Linked DNA regions of Mus musculus: region 2 is linked to region 1. Evidence: chromatin contacts called from ENCODE Hi-C or POLR2A ChIA-PET data. All regions are on one chromosome and are shown on one strand. Each heading gives the region's core, a stretch centred on a gene start or an enhancer-like site at or near the end of the contact. The rest is flanking DNA. Distances are from core to core; before and after follow the strand shown.

Region 1 (5,484 bases), core at 1,324-3,823:
GTGATATGAGTTGATGAAAGGGAAGCTATAAATTGAAAGAGAGAGAGAGAGAGAGTGCAAGCAGGGAGGGGCATATGGCAAGGTTTACAGGGAAGAAAAAGAAGGGAGAAACGTAATTAAAATATAACCTCGAAAATACTTAAAGTTTAAAAGAGGGGGAAAAAACCCAACCACATACTGCTTGTCTTATCTAGGGTTTTACTGCTGTGAGCAGACACCATGACCAAGGCAACTCTTATAAGGACAATGTTTAACTGGGGCTGGCTTACAGGTTCAGAGGTTCAGTCCATTATCATCAAGGCAGGAGCATGGCAGCATCCAGGAAGGTATCGTGCAGGGGGAGTTGAGAGTTCTACATGTGAAGGCCGCTAACAGAATACTGGCTTCCAGACAGCTAGGGCAAGGGTCTTAAAGTCCACTTCCACAGTGACACAGCTACTCCAACAAGGCCATACGTATTCCAAGAAGGCCACACCTCCTAATAGTGCCACTCCCTGAGCTAAGCAGGTACAAACCATCAAACTGCTCTTATAGAGGACTTGAGTTTGGTTTCTAATACCCATGTTGGGCAACTCACAACTGCCTTCATGAGTATCTGCACTTATGTGCACCCACCCGCACACATGCATGCACGCACACTCACACATACACACACATATACACACTCACACACACACACCACCACCACCACACATTAAAAATAATTGTTAAGAACAAAAATTAATTCTTTAAAAATTCAAGGCAAGCCAGGCACATGCCTTTAATCCTAGCACTTGGGAGGCAGAGGCAGGTGGATTTCTGAGTTCGAGGCCAGCCTGGTCTACAGAGTTAAGTTCCTGGATAGCCAGGGCTACACAGAGAAACCCTGTCTCAAAAACCAAATACATACATATATACATACATACATACATACATACATACATACATACATACAATTCAAAACAAGGTGGAGTTGTGACCAGTTTGACCATCTGGATTTGGAGTCATGCCCTGAAAATCTTCCTACCCACCCAAAATACCGGAATTGTGTGGAAGCGATCCTTTTCTTATGTTCATGCCTTGGCAAATAAGATTCTCTTTCTTATTTGAAACAAGGTCATACAGCATAGCCACGTCTGGCCTGGGACTCACTGTCTAGCTCAGTCTAGTCTCAGACTCATGGTAACGCTCTGGTCTTAGCCTTCTCAGTGTGAAGATGACTGCCATGAGCTCCCACATCCAGCTTAAGTGATAATGTTCTTTCAGATCGTGATGTGAGTTCCTCAGAAAACTGAAATCCTTCTTGACCTACGTCTCGTGTGTCACTCCCACAACTAGGGGGAAAGAACTCATATAATTGGCTACAGAAAGGCAGCATGTGTAAATTTTTTTCACATTGGTTGATTGGTGTGTGTGTGTGGGTGGGTGGGTGGGTGGGTGGGTAGGGGTGCTCGAGAGTGCCACGGCATTTGTGTAGAGATTAGAGAAAAACTAGCAAAAGTCAGTTCTCTCCTGGAATAATCTGTGTCCCAGGGATCAAACTCTGGTCAACAGGCTCGGCGACAAGTGCCCCTTCCCCCTGAGCATCTCCCCTGCCTCTGGATTATGCTTCCTTTGCTGAACTGTTAGCACTCACATCTGCTCCAAGCCTGGGACTATAGCGATGATTAACCAGGAAGACGGATGGAACAGAGGCCACCAGTCCCTGTGATTCATCTATCATTCCAGTATAAAAATGTCCTGATCTAGAATCTTCTTAGATCTCCTTTGGACACCCGCAGCTCACTGAATACTCTTAGTGCTATGTAAATAGTGTATGAAAATTGTCTATAGGCACAAGTGGGAGTAATGGGAGACTGGAAGAATAAAAGAGGTTAAGGGAAGTTAGGAGAGCCTGATTCCACCCCGGCAACGGGGTTATTAAGATGCTCTGAGATAAAGAATGGACACACCTTATCTGTTATCACACAACTCAAGTCTGTAAAGCACTTCCTAGACACACTGGGGCTGGAAACACCTCAGCACACAACGCAGGTCTGTAACACACTTTCTATAAGCATTCTTCCTATCCCCAAGAGGGACTTGCTTAACTTTTCTGTCCAAGTTCAAGTATCTTGTCAGAGGCTCAGGACACTGGACGGACCAAGCAGTCTCTCTCTCCCTCAGCTCTGGGTTTCCTTCCTGTGAGGCCAAAAAGCATTTTCTAAGTCTTTTTGTCTCCATAGTAAATACAAAGGCGTTCTCTAGGGCTCCAAATCCTTAACACCAACTCAGAAAAACGCAGCTAAACTCCAACAGACCAACCAGGCTAACCACCCGCCCCCAACACTGCCTACCCTCAAACCAAGTTTCCCTGCAGGCAAATCAGCCCAATGGGCAAACCATCCACTGCAGGACAACCTCACAGACACAGGCTTCAGTGGACCTAAATTCTAATTTCAGGATCTGACTCTAAAACTGATTTAAAAACCTATTCCCTCTCCCCGAGGTACCTGGCCAAGCAATCCAGTTGCCTTCGAAGGAAAAGTCGTCTTAAAAGTAATTTTCTTTCTTTCTTAATCCAAACTTCTTTGTCCATGAGAGACAACTGTAGAAAAAAGGAAGTGCCTGGTGGGTTCTTCTCTTGCTTAAGAACCATAATAATCGGGGTATTTACATAATTACGTAGCAAGAAAAAGGAGTGACTGAGTAGCCAGGAAGTAGGGACTTTGAACTTAGGCACTCTTTGCTTCCTGGTTATTCATGTGGTAAAGAGTTAACAACTGGGGCTGGAAGATGGCTCAGCCTTTAAGAGCACTGACTGCTCTTCCAGAGGTCCTGAGTTCAATTCCCAGTAACCACATGGTGTCTCACATCCATCTGTAATGGTATCTGATGCCCTCTTCTGGTGTGTCTGAAGACAGCAACAGTGTACTCATATACATTAAAAAAAAAATGAATAAATAAATCTTTAAAAGGTATGTTGCATTTAAAAAAAAAAAAAAAGAGTTAACAACTGTTTATTTCTCCAAGCAAAGGGAATGAGAAAGCTTTGAATGACAAGGCCCAGGAAGACAGGGTACTCAAAGTTCAAAAGCAGCAACTGTTCCATGAAGGTTGTGTGTGTGCGTGTGCGTGTGTGCGTGTGTGTGTGTGTGTGTGTGTGTGTGTGTGTGTTATTCTGTTTTGTTTTGTTTTGGGACAGACTCTTTTTACGTACCCTTGGCTACCCTGGTACTCCCAGTATAGATCAGGCTACCTTGAACCCCACAGAGACCCACCTGACTCTGCCTCCTGAGTGCTTAGATTAAAGGCACATCACTACTTAGTTTCAGGAAGCTTTTATATTAACAGGACAACAACAACAAAAAAGTCATCAATCAACATAATTTCAAATACATTGGTGGAAACATTGGGTAGGCAGGTTGTAGCAAAGAAAAGAAAGCCTTGGTAAAGACTCCAGATCTGAGGCCATCTTGAGCCATCTGGGTTGTTATGAGCTGGTACCCAGCTTTGTTAATAAATCCCACAGGTTTTTGCCCGATAGGTCAGACACAGAAGTGGATAATAAAGAAGTTCAAAGGGGCTGGAGAGATGGCTCAGTGGTTAAGAGCACTGACTGCTCTGCTAGAGGTCCTGAGTTCAATTCCCAGTAACCATATGGTGGCTCACAACCATCTGTAATGAGATCCGATGCTCTCTTCTAGTGTGTCTCTGAAGGCAGCTGCAGTGTACTCATGTAAATAAAAATCTTTAAAAAAAAAGTTCTAATCAGTTGATCAGCTTCTGTCTGGACTCTTAATTCTGGTATTTTAGACACTCAGTATGGTTTTTGCATGTCTTGTCTTATCTTGGACTTCTGATCCTCCTGCCTCTGCCTTCTAAGAAGATTGTGGGCATGAGCCACTATGCCTCACTCGGTTTTTTCATAATGAATGGGGATTAAGAGGTGGACAGAGAAAAGATGGAAAGTGAAATGTTCTGGTTTGGTTGGTTCAAGCATACTGTCACTGAGGACAGAGGCAAACAAACTTATCTCTGTACCTTGGTTTCCAGCAAAGCTGTACTCTCAGTCACTGGGGTCGGGGCAAGTTAGCCCAGGCTAGTCAGGTGTCCACACGATTGATAATGCATGAGACTCTTCTGAACTCACAAAGCCAGGGACTTGAGCGGACATACACATACTCAGCATCCCCGAATATACTAGAAAGCTAAGACATACTCAGCTTGAAACAGAGAGGCCTCGCTGCTCTCTGTCAACAGTGCTCTCTGTCAACTCTTTCCTCTGTCTTTGCACAAATTGCTGGAGACTGTTTTAATTTTTGTTGTAGGTTTTTTTTTGTTGTTGTTTAATGTTACACAACTACTTGTTTTAAAAAGAACATTCTAAGCCAGGCATTCTAGAAAAATGAGGCAAGCAGATCTCTGTGAGTTCAAAGCCAGCCTGGTGTACATAGTGATTTCCAAGACAGGAGAACTACATAATGGAGAGATCTTGTCTCAGAAACAAACAGACAAACAAAACAACCCCCCCCCCATATTCTGACATATTAACCTATTCTGACATATTAATTTAGCTGGCCATGTATGTCCAATGTGAGTACCCATACATCAGCTCAGGGGTTCTCAACCTGTGGGTCACGACCATTTATGGGGTGGGGGGAAGGGGGGCTGTCACACATCAGATAGCCTACATATAAGAGATTACATCACAATTAATTTTTTAATTTTTTATTTTTAAAGATTTATTTATTTATTATGTTTAGTACACTGAAGCTGTCTTCAGAGCGTCAGATCTCGTTACAGATGGTTGTGAGCCACCATGTGGTTGCTGGGATTTGAACTCAGGACCTTCGGAAGAGCAGTCAGTGCTCTTAACCACTGAGCCATCTCACCAGCCCCTACATTACAATTCATAACAGTAGCAAAATTACAGTTATGAAGTAGCAAGAAAAATAATTTTATGGTTGGGGGTCACCACAACATGAAGACACATATGCACAGTCAAAACGTGCAGAATAAAAATAAAAATAAAAGTAAACATACAAATGGAATACTAATAAACATTCACAAAAACTTTTTACTATAGCTTCAGCCATCACAAACAAACTTCAGCCATATAAATTACTTTAAAAATTGCTACGCGCCGGGCGTGGTGGCACACGCCTTTAAGCCCAGCACTCGGGAGGCAGAGGCAGGTGGATTTCTGAGTTCGAGGCCAGCCTGGTCTACAAAATGAGTTCCAGGACAGCCAGAGCTATACAGAGAAACCCTGTCTCAAAAAACCAAAATAAATAAATATAAATAAAAATTGCTATGCACACTCCAGTGAAGTCCGCCTGGCAGGCCAAGAGGCCTGGAAGCACTCGGAGGCAGGGAGTTTCAAGGAAACTCAACCTCCTGGAACCAGGCATTCTCATAACCTGTATACTCATACCCTATCCCCACGTTAGTCTGGTGTATGGATCCACCTGCTCTCTTTTAGTATTATTTTATTATAAGTGTCTTTAAAGATTGAATTCTGAC
Region 2 (5,484 bases), core at 1,965-4,464, 69 kb after region 1:
CTGGTGCCAGGGGAGTCCAGAGCAGGATTTCTTTCTGAATGAAATTATGTTTGTGTACCACCACCATGTGTGTGGTGGATATTGAACCCTGGTCCTCTCGAAGTCTAGCTAGTAGTGCTTTCAACTGCTGAACCATGTCCCCAGCCTCTCAATTCCATTTTTTTGGGGGTGGGGCAGGGACAGGGTTTCTGGAGCTCGCGCTGTAGACCAGGCTGGCCTCAAGTCAGAGATCCATCTGCCTCTGCCTCCTGAGTGCTGTGAATAAAGGTGTGAGTCACCAGTGCCCGGCTTCAATTCCAGTTTTGCTTTTTTTTTTTTTCATTTTTTATTAGATATTTCTTTATATACATTTCAAATTTCAAATGCTATCCCAAAAATTCCCTATTCCCCCCCCCCCTGCTCCCCTACCCATCTACTCTTGCTTCTTGGCCCTGGTATTCCCCTGTACTGGGGCATATAAAGTTTGCAATACCCAGGGGCCTCTCTTCCCAGTGATGGCCAACTAGGCCATCTTCTGCTACATATGCAGCTAGAGACACGAGCTCTGGGGTTACTGGTTAGTTCATATTGTTGCTCCACCTATAGGGTTGCAGACCCCTTCAGCTCCTTGGGTGCTTTCTCTAGCTCCTCCATTGGGGGCTCAATTCCAGTTTTATTATTACTTCTAAACCTAAACTTGTGTCTCGAACCTGTAGCCTTTGGGATCTCAGTCCTTAAAACAGTTACAAAAAGAAACAAGTTACCCTAAAGAGTGAGATTTGAGGGGCTGGTGAGATGGCTCAGCGGTTAAGATTGCTGACTGCTCTTCCAAAGGTCCTGAGTTCAAATCCCAGCAACCATATGGTGGCTCACAACCATCTGTAACAAAATCTGATGCTCTCTTCTGGAGTGTCTGAAGACAGCTACAGTGTACTTACATATAATAAATAAATAAATATTTAAAAAAAGAGTGAGATTTGAAATGTCTTTCAAGAGTGTATGCTTGCTGGGCGTGGTGGTGCATGCCTCTAATCCTAGCACTAGGGAGGCAGAGGCAGGCAGATTTCTGAGTTTGAGGCCAGCCTGGTCTATAAAGTGAGTTCCAGGACAGCAGGGCTACACAGGGAAACCCTGTCTCGGGAAAACCAAAAAAAAAAAAAAAAAAGGTTATGCATGCACTTGAGTGGCAGATGGATCTCTACAGATCTGAGGCCAGTTTAGTCTACATAGTTCCAGGACAGCCAGGGCTACATAGTGTGACCCTGTCTGGAAAACAAGCAAGCAAACAAACAAAATGTTACACAGACTAAGAGACAACTGTTGCTTAATTCTCCTTAGTAGTGTCCACTAAAGTCCACTTAGTTTAAATGTAGCATTCTAGTTTCTGGATTCCCTTACCAACAACAAGACAGTGTCTTGATTTGTATCGGCATGCTAACCAGAAGAGGTCTGATTAAAGGATAGTTTGGTCAAAAGTGATTTTAAAAACAGTTTCAAATAGTAGCCTTTAAAGTTTCTACATAATTGCTGGTGGTTTAAAGAAGGATACTCATGCCGGGTGTGGTGGCGCACTTGGGAGGCAGAGGCAGGCGGATTTCTGAGTTTGAAGCCAGCCTGGTCTACAAAGTAAGTTCCAGGATAGCCAGGGCTACACAGAGAAACCCTGTTTCGAAAGACCAAAAAAAGGATACTCATTTCTTGAGTAGTGGTATAGGGCAGTCCTAGCCTGAACAACTTCGGTCCTTTAAATAAAGACGTATTTTGAGAGGGAAGCTTGTGTAAGCAGCATGGGGTTCCAAACCAACTGCTGAATTCAACCTCTAGCTTCTGGTAGCAACAGCCTCCAAGTGCTGGGATGAAAGGCGTGGGCCACCATCACCAGGCACCAAACAATTTTTTATTGCCTCAAGTTTTTTTTTTTTGGAAAGGATCTTGTTAAATAGCGCAGGCTTGCCCAGAATTCTTAGCATTACTGTTTCAGACTGGGATTCTAGGTATGCGAGACCACACCCAGGCACCGCTACACTGTAACTACAAGTGACTGACTGACAAGTAACTGTTTCAACATAAAGTTTAAGAAAGATGTTCTTTCAAATCTAACGAAGGAGGATACTCCACTGTTACAGCAAATCTCTCCAACCCAATTATGCTCTGGCAATGAAAACACGACACAATTAGTATGAATACATGCTGTGCGCCTAGATTGGGCAGATCTACAACCACTACACTACCATCTTCCACATCTATGAGACCACTTAGAACTTGCGTTTTCTCCAGGCCATGTTCTTCTGTTCTGCTTTTCTTCTTCCTCCTCCTCTGCCTTCTCTGTCTCAAACCTCCTTCCTTTCTTTCCACTCCACTTTCCCTTTCTCTGCCCAATCATCAGCTTTCCTTTATTTTACAAATTAAGGTGGGAAGGTTTACAAGAAATCACCTAAGTGCTGACTCATTCCTTGTTCACAACTCCTCACAGGAGAACAGAATTGACATCAAATATAATTAGCCCCAGGGCAATCCACAACACCCCACCAAAAATCATGTAAATCCTTTGCAATGAGCTACACTAGGCTGACCTGTAATGTGTCCAGCACCTCATTAATGAGCATGTCTGTTTATTAAAAGATTTGGAACTATCGCTTCTCAGTCTTCTAAGATCAAGTGTAAAAAAAATCTGAAACTAGGGCAGGCGTCGTAAAAAAAAAATCAGGTTCAGTTCCAATGAAGAGGCTTGTCAGAGTGTGCAATGATAGAGGCCTACTTCCGGATCTCGCCTCCACCCCGCAACGCCCTCCTCCTCTGCCCCGTGCTGGGAACCGCTGGGAATCAGCCGCCCTGGCCACGAAGGGGCCTCTGGGCGTACCAGACAAGTCGCGCGGGCTCGGGTTTGCCTAGCGGAAATGCACAGGGCCCAGCACCACCCTCCCTGCCACGCGCAGGGCGGAACTCCCGCCGATACCACTCCCGGGGCTCGAAGGAAGAAACTGGGACGTTGAGGACGCAGGGCTGGCTGGAGCAGCAGCGCGTGGCACGCGCCTAGTCCTACCACGCATGCTCCGCGCTTGAAAAAAAAAAGTTTCAGCCCCGCCCCCTTCTTCTTCTGAGGCCCGCCTACCGGGCCCTGGGAGCTCTTCTGCGCATGCTTACTAGGCCAGGTCCCGCCCCTGCCCCGCCTTTTCTGTGCCTTCGGAAGTTCCTTATTAGCTTCCCTCTGCTCTGGCTAGATCGGCACTCCCGCGCATGCTCCACCCCCTGGGCTCCGGCCCCTCCTTTGGTGCGGCCCTCTCTCCCCTCCCCCGCCAGCCTGCGAGCTCGCTTGGCCTGGCCGGCCTGGCGGGCGACGTTCCCTGTGCGTGCAGGCGCTTGACTTCACTTCCGGCTAACGCGCTCCGCTTTGCCCCCTGGCCCCGGATGGTGACTGGCTGTGGTGCTGCACCTCCCGGGACTGTCACTGAGCGGCTTCCCAGTGTGATTGTGCTGAGCGCAGGCCGGAAGATGGCGGCTGCGGCTGCGGAGGCCTCGGGCCCGAGCTGCTCCTCCGCGGCGGCGGCGGCAGGGGCGGGGGCGGCCGGGGTCTCCGAGTGGCTGGTGCTGCGGGATGGCTGCATGCGCTGCGACGCCGACGGGCTGCACAGCCTCTCCTACCACCCGGCGCTTAACGCCATCCTGGCCGTCACCAGCCGCGGGACCATCAAAGTCATCGACGGCACGTCCGGGGCCACCCTTCAGGCCTCGGCGCTCAGCGGTGAGCGCGGCACGCCGGGCGGGGGCTGGGCTGGGCCGGCCGCGGGCGGAGACGGGTTGTGGGGATGCTGGTGGAGGAAGCCTCCCAGCCTCCGGGATCGGGATCGGCCTCGGAGGGACAGCGTGGAGCGGGAGGGTCGGAGAGGCCCGGAAGCTACGGCCGAGGACCTTCGGACTCGGAAAGCAGCAGCTTTTGGGGACGGGAACTCGGTTTGGCGGGGTGCGCTGCGAGTTGCTTTTCGGGCCTTTTGCATCTGAACCGGCCTGGTCCTGTGGGAGAGATGTGGAGGCCTTGGAGGTCGGTGCTGGTGAGGACCGGGCCCTCGCTGGCCTCTTGGACGAGATTTTGGGCTAGCTCCGGGCTGGACCAGAGGGAAGGGCTGGCAGTCTTGGCGGTGGCGGGAGAGATGGGTGGCCGGAGGCAAGGGGCGGGAAGCGTCCAAGCCGGCTGTCTTGCCCTCTTTTCCCGGCGAGTAGCGGCCCGCCGGTTGTCGTCTGGTCCTGTAGGTGCGGGGACCTCCGAGGGTTGCGCTTTCGCACAGGGGGCGGGCTGGAGTGGGCACTGGGATGGGGAGGTCAGTAGGAGAGGGAAGGCCAGCTGCCTGAACTGTGCTTGCTGGACTATGGGACTCGCAGAGTGCAAAAAAAAAAAAAAAAAAAAAAAAGAAAAAAAAAAGGTTAGTATCGGTCCTCTAGCTCTGAGTGCTCCCTCCTTCCAGTGTCAAGAAGCCTAGGCCCCTTGTAATTAGGTGGAACTTCAAGCCCTTTCAACTTGTTTTAGCATAGAGAGCTAGAGATTGGTAGTTGTAAGTATGTCTGGGTCTCCTCCACCTTGGAAGGAGAGCACTTGGGTGGTGGAGACGTTGGTTCACATATTGGACTTTCAGGATGTACCAGGTCAAAGCTCGTTCAGTGGACATACTGGAGTGTTTTGGGATAGCCCTAGCTAAGTTATTTGCTGAGATGACATTTCATTTGTGGATGAATGGTGTCTTAATTTTGGCGTTAAAGGTTAAAATTTAGAATTTGATGTATTAGTGGGTTTTAAACTCATGCACAGAGATAAATTGTATCGAAGTGCACTTAGCCAAATGGAAGTAATTATGTGTTCTACCAATTCACCTTGTGTTATTTTACACAGACATACACGAATAAGTTTACTGTGTGAGTAATGTCATAAGATTAAATGGCAGTATAGGAATACAAAGATGAAATTAGAGATGTTAATTTTTGTTGACTTATGAAAGAACTGGTTATGTATAGTTACAGCATGTAAACCTGTAATATATTTAAGAGATGCCTAAGAGAAAGTTTTTGGTGGTGGTAGGCTTGTAAATTTCCCTTTTCTTGGCTTAGGTAAATGACAATACCGATGGTCCAGATGCAGCAGCAATGCTTGCTTACTGCAACTGGACATAACAGGTTGTCAGCTGTGTCTGAGAGGGAGATGTTCATGAACAGGTGACTCTTTAATGGAAAGGAATTAAAAATAATGGTCCTGTAGTCCCCTACTTGCCATAAGAAATAAAAACATTGCAAATACACAGGGTAAACCCCTGGCTCCTGAGTTACATTTCACTGACTCTATTCTTCCTTTCCCCTGAGTTAAATGTGGTCGTGTCACTTTCATACATGTTATACTTTTAACCAATTACCCAATAGTTTCATGATTTCTAATTTAGGACGAGTGGTGTCTTTTTCTTTCATTGGTTGGTTTTGTTTTTGTTTTTAGACAGGAAATTATGTTTGATGGCTGGCCTCAAA

Evidence for each region. Hi-C counts contacts between places; a loop is a spot of excess contacts on that map. ChIA-PET counts read pairs that join two places held with the same protein, here RNA polymerase II (POLR2A).
Region 2: POLR2A ChIA-PET joins it to region 1 with 15 read pairs in embryonic stem cell. The contact joins the promoter of Birc6 here to the promoter of Nlrc4 in region 1. A Hi-C loop is called at or near these places in 1 of 37 maps with a recorded cell type or tissue (regulatory T cell). POLR2A ChIA-PET finds 5 or more read pairs at or near these places in 2 of 5 experiments (both embryonic stem cell).

What each region holds. Positions count from the first base shown.
Region 1 is chr17:74,456,535-74,462,018 of GRCm38, forward strand. Nlrc4 (NLR family, CARD domain containing 4) reads right to left here and starts at 2,574. Exons shown (of 9, transcript NM_001033367.3): 1 at 2,472-2,574.
Region 2 is chr17:74,525,081-74,530,564 of GRCm38, forward strand. Birc6 (baculoviral IAP repeat-containing 6) reads left to right here and starts at 3,215. Exons shown (of 73, transcript NM_007566.3): 1 at 3,215-3,721. The coding sequence starts at 3,388. It overlaps Gm31645 (a long non-coding RNA gene), which reads right to left and starts at 3,120. Exons shown (of 3, transcript XR_385765.4): 1 at 2,553-3,120.